Regions from separate parts of the Homo sapiens genome. Here region 1 is linked to region 2. Evidence: read pairs that join two places in POLR2A ChIA-PET (ENCODE). Cell type or tissue: PC-3. All regions are shown on one strand. Each heading gives the region's core, and the rest is flanking DNA. Links, peaks and the distances in the headings are about the cores only. Region 1 overlaps ITGBL1 (integrin subunit beta like 1). Region 2 overlaps FGF14 (fibroblast growth factor 14).

Region 1 (4,409 bases), core at 73-4,072, 230 kb after region 2:
AAAGCTCCTCAAATCTGACTTGTCATCATTTTTATCAAAGGCAAATAACAAAGAGCCCTGACTTGTTCCTGGCACCTAGAACTGTATAAATGTGTTACAGTAGATACAGGCACATTGTAGACACTCAGTAAATATGTACTGACTGAGGAAACTTCTGTCAATGTCCCACATAATAGCCACATCGAATTTTTCTTAGAGTACTCTAAAATCTACTTGATAAGTCTCCCTTCTCCTAATCTTCCTACCTCCCACAAAGCAGTTCATGTTTATCTTCCTAAATCACGGTTCTGATCAAGGTATATTTCTTCTCAAAAGGCTTAAATGGCTCTTCACAGCTGAACTCAAATTTCTCTATGACATGTGTTAAGAATAACAGAAATCATAACCTCCAGGGCTGGCCCAATGGAGGGAGGGAATAGTAAGAGTATCTTTCTTCTTCTCCTTCTTGTAGTGTAGCTTTGTGGATGCAAAGTAACTAGTCTGTAAGGTCTTTATTAGTATAATATAGACATTTTTTAATGCTACATCTTTAGTTCATATACTATTATGAGCCAAATTGTGTCCCCCCAACATTCGTATGTTGAAGTCTTCACTTCCCATGTGACTGTAAGTAGAGACAAGGCCTTTTAGGAGATAATTAAAGTTAAATGACATCATAAGGATGGGGCCCTGATCTCATAGAGCTGGTGTTTTTATAAGAATAGGAAGACACCAGAGCACTCAATCTCTTTCTCTTCTCTTTGCTCTCTTCTCTCTCTCCCTCTTCCTCCCTCTCTCTTTCTCTCCCACTGTGAGCATAAAGACCATGTTGCCGTCACAGCAGAAGGTGGTGTCTGTTAGCCAAGGAGAGATGCCTCACCTAGAGCCAATCCTAACAGCATCTTGATCTTGAACCTGAGCCTCCAGGACTATGAGAAAATGAATTTCTGTTGCTGAAGACAAAAAGAAAAAAAAAAGCAAGAAAAGGAAAGGTAAGGAAAAAGAAAGAAAGGAAAAGAACTAGTCCAGAGGGACAGCTGTTGCAATTTTACTTGTGCGGATTGTAAATGGATACATCAGGAAAGGGGCAGGATGCTCTTCGGCACTCCTGTGGGAATCACACAGGGAACAAGGCCTTCTCCATGCTGCCAGGATGGAGAAGCAATCCTCTTCTGTCCAGGTCTTCGAGCTGGTTCGATGAGACTCCATGGCATCTTCTGTCCCCACCCATCACTCCTCTGACGTCATCTCCTCCCACCCTCCCTTCTCATTCCCTTGGGTCCAGATCCAGGCACACTGGTCTCTGTCTTGTTCCCTGGATACAAAAGTGAGGTCCTTTGGATTTGCAGGCCTTCCCTGGCAACCCAATTTAAAATTGCTTCTCATCGGCCCAAAAATCCCTGATCCTCCCTCCCATGTAATTTTTCTGTAGTATTTATCACCATCTAACCTACTTTATTTTTTACTTATTTTCTCACTTATTGTCTGTTTCCCATATTACAATGAAAGATGCATGTAAGCAGAGATTTTCGTCAGTTGTATCTGTTGCTATGTCCCTTGCTTCTAGAAAAATGCTTGGAAATGAATGAAGAAGTGAAATAATGAGTGAATAAAAGGATGAGGAATAACTTTCCAATATTATCTCAGAATCTATGCCCCAAACACAGCTCTTACATTAGCAAAGTTCTGTTCTTTCGAATCGACCCAGAGTTTGTAAATGTACTACATATTTTTCCATTCCAGCACTTTTTATCACTCTTTCACTTGGTAACCCTTTATTATTTTATTTCTGTCAAAATCCTGTCTCTCAGTCGGCATTCTGATCTAAGACAGGAATCAGCTACAAAAGGACGATGTTCAAGCCTTCTAAAGGATGTGGGTTAATACTGTATCATCCTGCTTGTGACTCATTACCACTTCCTTCTCAGGCCCTTGCCACCAATGGGTTTGAGTGGAAGCACATCTGGCCTCTAGTATGCTGCATTTCCACCTCCTTTAGGCCCCTTGGCTTTGTGATGGCCAGCAATCCTCTGGCTTCTCTCTTCTTGTTTTGCCGTCTCAGCAAATGACTTGCATTCCCAGCTTAAACTTGCTTTTCTTTCCTAGCATTTGCTAAATCCCTTGGTTCCAGCGAGGCAGCCTTGCAGGGTCCCACATCCTTCCAGCATTCCCCACGGAGTGAGCAGGGTGCCCTGAACAGAGCAGTGGTTATCCTTTAAAAGAACATGATTGGATTCCATCACCTCCATGGAACTATGGCAACAGTGAAAGATGGAAGCTGATACATGACTTGGCCATGCTGATACATACTTCCAAGGCCAGATGATTACTTCTTCAATTTTTATTCCCTAGGAATACTGGATTTTTCTCTATCATTGGCTACTATCACACTCATTTAAAAAACTGGGCCTGAAACTCTCTCATTGCAAGGTTAAACAAAATAAATGCTGCTCTCTAAAAAGCACTGCTAATAATTGGTTAAAAAAAGAGATGCAAAAAATAATTTCATCTGGAGTTTTGATCGTACTCAACCACTGATTCTAACATCTTATTTATTTTGTGTCAAAAAGTTATGAAGAAATCCCACAAAATTTATGTTTTTCATTGAATCTTAGAGTCTTTCATATTATTTTTTTATGGGAACTATGATAACACAGAAAGAGAAGTAGATGGAAAAGAAGACAGGAACTTGAGTACAAATTCTATGTGATCTGCAGCAAATCCCTCTCACTGGATTTTCGTTTTATTACTAGTAACACAAGGCTAATATTTCAACCCTAAACTCAAAAAGCATGTCGACATGCTCAAACATGAGCAGTTACCCCATACTAATAAATCACTATATACACACATGGCTTTATTGACAGGAAATATATTACTACATCAATGAGTAAATATCTGAATCTTTTTACCACATGAGACACTGATGTAGAAATGGGGACCTCCTTCTATCCCATTTGCTAAATGAATACAGCATTAGTGTCAGTATCACCATCATCATAATCATTATCATCACCAATGGATCATCATTTATAGCAGGAAGTCTACTTGATGCTTTACATATATTATCTAATTAGCTCAAAAAAATTACCATAATCAGGATCTGTTATTGTCTCATTAGTCCTAAAAATAATGATATAAGTAGGTGTTGTTATTTACTGTTTGCATTTAAGAAGGAAAAACGCATGCATTTACTCAGATTATTAAAAAGCGAATTTTATTTGTCTGATCCAAACTTTATATTTATTCTCTTTATTGGAAAGCAGGAAGAAGGGAAGACAGGCAGGCAGGCAGGCAGACAGGCAGGAAGGAAGGAGTGGTGGGAGTAAAGGGAGAGAGAGAAAGAAGCAGAGTAAGTGCAGATTAGCCTGCACTTGGCAGTACCGTAGCCAATAGCCACATATGACTACTTAGATTTAACCTAATTAAGATTTTAAAAATTAAAAATTCAGTTTTTAATTTGCACTACGCTTATTTCAAGTGCTCAATAGACAACCATACTGGGCATTGCAAATGAAGAACATTTTCATCACTGCATATAGCTGTATCAGGCAGCCCTGGGGTAGACTATGGTGCCCTTAGTGCAGTATTCTCATATCAAAAACATTTTTGCAGAGGCCCGGGTACTGTCTCTCACATCACCCCCAAAAAGGTTTATTTTCAAAATATTTCCAGGCTCCCCTTGATATTCCATTACGGATTTGAACATACGTATTTTTAATGCGTACCACTGACTTTATTTTTAAAGTTTAGTATCTATTAGAAAAAGGAGTATTTTCTGCATGTGGGTGTGCATGTATCTGTCTTTACAACAATTACTTTAAAACATCAAGAACTGCCTTCAACTTGTATGTCTAAGTATAATAGCTAAAAACATAGTGCAAGTCCTAACTGTGGTAACTAGCTGAGTAATTGGAAAAGTGATTTGAGCAGTTTCCTCAACTGTAAAGTGGAGATAAAATAGTAAATATCCCCATGAGATTATTGGATTAAGCAAGACAGTGTTTACAATGTACTAATATGGTCTCCAACACATAGTAAGAATGTAATTAATGTAAATTATTGTTACATTGATAAAAACATAAATGCCATTATATTTGAATTAGACTTTGTATGGCAGAATTACATTTTCTCAAGGCCAATATTATACATACCTGGGGGATCCCTGTCTAAGACAAACTGAAATGATATCCTCAGTAATGGTGCTAATCAATATACTGTTCTTTTTCTCCCCTTGAATTGGCTTTAAATGTTCACCAGGTAATTAATCCAAATCAATAATTAAGAAGATTCTGAATGACAGGAGCAATAACACTGATTAGATTAAGATAAATACTCTGGAGTAGGTATCAGTTGATACCATTTTAAACGTGACTCTTAACTGTTTGGACAGATGACAAAAGTACCTTGGGAAAACAGAGATGAATTAG
Region 2 (4,409 bases), core at 115-4,114:
CCTTTTAAAAACTAAATGATATCCCATTGTGTGTACCTACCAAGTTTTGTTTATTCATTCATCCATTGCTGGACATTTGGGTTGCTTCCACCTCTCAGATGTTGTGAATAATGCTGTTGTAAACATGGATGTGCAAGTATCTCTTCAACTCCCTGTTTTCAATTCTTTGGGACATATACTCAGAAGTGAAGTTGCTGGATTATATAGTAATTCTATTTTTTTTTTTTTTTTTTTTTTTTTTTTAGAAACCTCCATACTCTTTTCCTTAGTGGCTGCAAGATTTTATAATTCCACAAACAATGCACACAGACTCCAATTTCTCCACATACTTGACAGCACTTGTTATTTTTTGTTTTTTAATTTGTATAATTTAGGGGCTACTAGTACTGTTTTTCTTTGTTGCTGTTTTTTTACATGGCTGTATTGTATAGTGGTAAAGTATGGGCTTTTAGTGTACGTTGTACCCATTAAAGAATTTATCTGTCGTCCCCCTCCTATCCTCACCCCCTTTCAAGTCTCCAGTGTCTATTAATCCATACTGTATGTCCATGTGTACAGATTATTTAACTCCCACTTATAAGTGAGAACATGTGGTATTTGGCTCTATGCTTATGAGTTATTTCACTTAAGATAATGACCTCTAGTTCCATCCATGTTATTGCAAAATATATAATTTCATTCTTTTTTTATGGCTGGGTAGTATTCCATGGTGTGTGTGTGATACATATATATGTAACATCTTCTTTATCCAATCATCTGTTGATGGACACTTAGGTTGACTACCTATCTTTGCTATTTTGAGTAGTGTTGTTATACACATAAAAGTCCAGGTGTCTTTTTTTTATAGAATAATTTCTTTTCTTTTGGATATAGACCCAGTAGTGGGATTGCTGGATTGAATGTTAGTTCTATTTTTAGTTCTTTGAGATATCTCCGTACTGTTTTCCATAAATACTGTACTAAGTTAAATCCCCACCAACAATGTGTAAGCCTTTTCTTTTCCTCTGCATCCTCTCCGACACCTTCATTTTTTGACTTTATAATGATAATTATTCTTTCTGGTGCAAGATGATATCTCATTGTGGTTTTAATTTGCATTTCTCTTGATTAGTGATGTGAGCATTTTTTCATATGCTTCTTGGCCATTTGTATGTCTTCTTTTAAGAATTGTTCCTTTCCCCACTTTTTAATGTGGTGTTTTGTTGTTGCTGATGTTGTTGTTGTCTGAATTCCTTGTAGATTCTGCATGTTAATCTTTTGTTGGATGCATAGTTTGCAGATATTTTCTGCCATTGTACAGGTTTGTTCCCTCTGTAGCCATCCTAATGGGTGTGAGATGATATCTCATTGTGATTTTCATTTTTATTTTAATGATGATCAGCAATGTTGAGCATGTTTTCATGTTTGTTGGTCAGTAAGGTGAGTTTTTGTCGTTTTCTTCATCATCAGCCTCATGTAAGTGTCCTAGTCTACCTGCAGTCTTGTCTCATCCCTTAACAATTAGAAGGAGAGTCATCATTTAAAGAACTTGCCAAAAGTAATTAATTAGATCTGTTTGAATTTTTTAATTTTCAAAGTAGCATTTTGTAACTTTTCTTTCTGTCTAAATTTCCCAGTAAACTTCCTTGAGGGCAGGAAATTATATCTTTTTCACTGCTGAATCTCTGACACTTATTATAGAGCTTGCTAGTTAATGGGTACCTAATACTTGTTTGCTGGATGAATCACACAGTCTTGATGAAAGACATTTTTTCCCCAGCATCTATCATGTACTCATTAGCAGAGCTCAGTCGCTAAATTGCCTTTACCAGAGGCTATTCTGAGGCTTCTTTCTTTGGCAGGTACTCATCTATTTCTTATTTGGGGCTCATTATCTAATGGAGAAGAGCTTCATTGACAATGCTCAACATACCACTTTCCTGCCACAAAATGCCTTATACACCATAGAGACTTTAGTTACCAGGCAAACCTAGAGGCAAATATCATAGTTTAGACAGTCTACCCAGAATGAAGTATATTTTCCAATCTAATAATCTAATGTTTTCTGAGAGTCAAAAGGTGTAGAATGCTGTTTCTTGCTGTAACTATTGCTAGTTTCTGGAAATGAATACAATTAAGTTTCTAAAGTATACCAGAATTATGGCTAGAGAATGCGTTATGATAATTTTAAGGGGTTTCCCATGTGAATATCACATGATAGAAGGGACACCATTTTTCACATTGGACAACACTGACTGCTTAACATGTAAATAATCACTCAGGTTGAGTAAAGCACACTCCTGGCATTGATAAAGTGCCTTCTCATGCTCCTGCCTACCTACTGTTGATCATCACACAAACTCTACCAGGCACTTTATGCAGTTTGCCCTTCTCGCCTAAAATAAAGCAAGAGAAGGGAAAATAAGTAGCTTCATCTACTTACCTAATTACTTAGAGCAACAATTCTTAACTGCACTCTCTAGGAGTATATGAACATATTGAAATTGCATTCGACATTGCATGAGTACTAACATTTTTGGGGGGAAGCACCACTGAGCTAGAGTTTTCAGTATTTTCTAATAATAAATACTGTCAGTATATAAGATGACTGAGAAGCATGTGAATTGAGACTGAGAACAAGATAGAGAATATTGTCTGGTGATTTGGGGCATAGGTTTTCATCTCTACATGCCTTTTACATCATTACTTTTGAGAAGTTTCTGTTTGAACTCGGTAAACCTCTTAGCATAATCTAGGTTCTAACTGAATAGTTGTGAATTAGTGTCTAGACTCATAAAATGAAGAAATTGCACAAAACCAACTCATTAAGGTTCCAAATAATTAATCTCAGCCACATTTGAGAGGGTTGGGTTCAGAGGAGTCCAATGTGACAATGTTAAATATTTCTAATTGCAGGCCATTTAAAATTTCTGTAACATCTAAATACCATACATATTAACCATACATATTTATTTTCTTCCTCCATCTATCCTGCACATCTCCGCTGAATTGATCTGTTCTTTCTTTCTATCACATTCTTTCTAGGACACTATAAATGAATCAGTCTGAAACCTACCTCCTTTTCCACTTTTACCTCCATCTACAATCTTGCGAGCACTCTGCCCAAGCAAACTGTTTCCATCTTCATTCCCCTAAGTGTGTTCTCAACATTTCACCTCCATATGTAGGTTCTCACCATGAAACCCACCTACACTCCACTCTTCTCTCCATATAAGCTTTATTCTTCAAGACGTGGTCAAACCTACCTTCTTTGAAAAGTTCTTCCAAACCATCTACATTTAAAACAGTATCTACTAATGAGCTATCAAGCCATGAAAAGAGATGAAGGGAGCTTAAATGCATATTGCTAAGTTAAATAGACCTACTTGTAAAGACTACATACTGTATGATTTCAACTATATGACATTCTGGAAAAGGCAAAATTATGGAGACAGTAAAAAGATTACTGATTACCAGGGATTAAATTAGAAGGGAGGAATTGATGAATGTGTGGGACACAGATATTTTTTAGGCAATGAAATTGTTCTTTGTGATACTATAATAGTAATGCGTGACTTTATACATTTGACAAAACCCATAGAATGTACAGCACCCAAAGTGAACCCTAATGTAAAGTATGTACTTTGAGTGATGATAATGTGCCAATGTAGGTTCATTGATTGCAACAAGTATACCACTCTAGTGCAGGACGCTGATAATGGGGAGGAGTTAGGCATGGGGCAGTGGGTATATGGGAATTCTCTGTACTCTGCTCAATTTTTCTGTGAATTTAAAACTTCTCTATTAAATAAAACGTGTATATATATCCTTACTAAAGCACTCGCAGAATAAGTGTGCTATGTAGTTCACCCAGCCAACAAGAAAAGACATGAATAATCATTTAGTTACATTCTTATTATTTAAGTTCTTACATATTAATTTTCTCCCAAATAAAATGAACCCCTACAGAATCAGGAGCGGCATATGATTCTTTGTCATTTCTGCCATTCTAGTCATAATTCTGACCACATACTAGTGTTCAAACATTTATTTGATGTTTGGTGCCTTCTTTTTCTCACTACTGAAATATAAGGTCTTTGAGGGCAGGGGATCCAACTTATTTTGATTATTCATGAACCCCAAACACCTAGAAGAGAGTCTAGCACAAGGTAGCCACTCAATAAATGCTAACCGAATGAACATACACGCATGTGTTAATAAGTAAAATGAAATAAACTATTTAAAGCATCAATTCTTAATAAAAATGACACGTTTGTTTTTGTTTTGCAGCTCTAGATCTTACAAGTATACAATGGGAATATTTACATCCCCTAGCTCTTAGATTTAAAAGCTATTTCTTTTAGGCTGTATTCCCCCACATACAATCCTGGATGCTCAGAGAGAACATTTTTTAAAACCACTTACTTATT

Evidence for each region. ChIA-PET counts read pairs that join two places held together with the same protein. Peaks named below come from ENCODE experiments on the same cell type or tissue, not always from the same donor. Only the 100,000 strongest peaks of a DNase experiment are listed, where the experiment ranks them.
Region 1: POLR2A ChIA-PET joins it to region 2 with 5 read pairs; 2 of 35 experiments call an interaction of 5 or more read pairs at or near these places.

What each region holds. Positions count from the first base shown.
Region 1 is chr13:101,518,385-101,522,793 of GRCh38, reverse strand. All of the region lies in intron 2 of ITGBL1 (integrin subunit beta like 1), which reads right to left. Among named protein-coding and RNA genes, the nearest start is that of ITGBL1, 68 kb to the right of the region's middle. In PC-3, for the core only: no CTCF peak of the experiment used is centred there; a DNase peak (open chromatin) is centred at 1,903; H3K27ac peaks cover 798 bases.
Region 2 is chr13:101,744,582-101,748,990 of GRCh38, reverse strand. The region is part of intron 3 of FGF14 (fibroblast growth factor 14); the gene reads left to right. Among named protein-coding and RNA genes, the nearest start is that of FGF14, 170 kb to the left of the region's middle. In PC-3, for the core only: no CTCF peak of the experiment used is centred there; no DNase peak of the experiment used is centred there.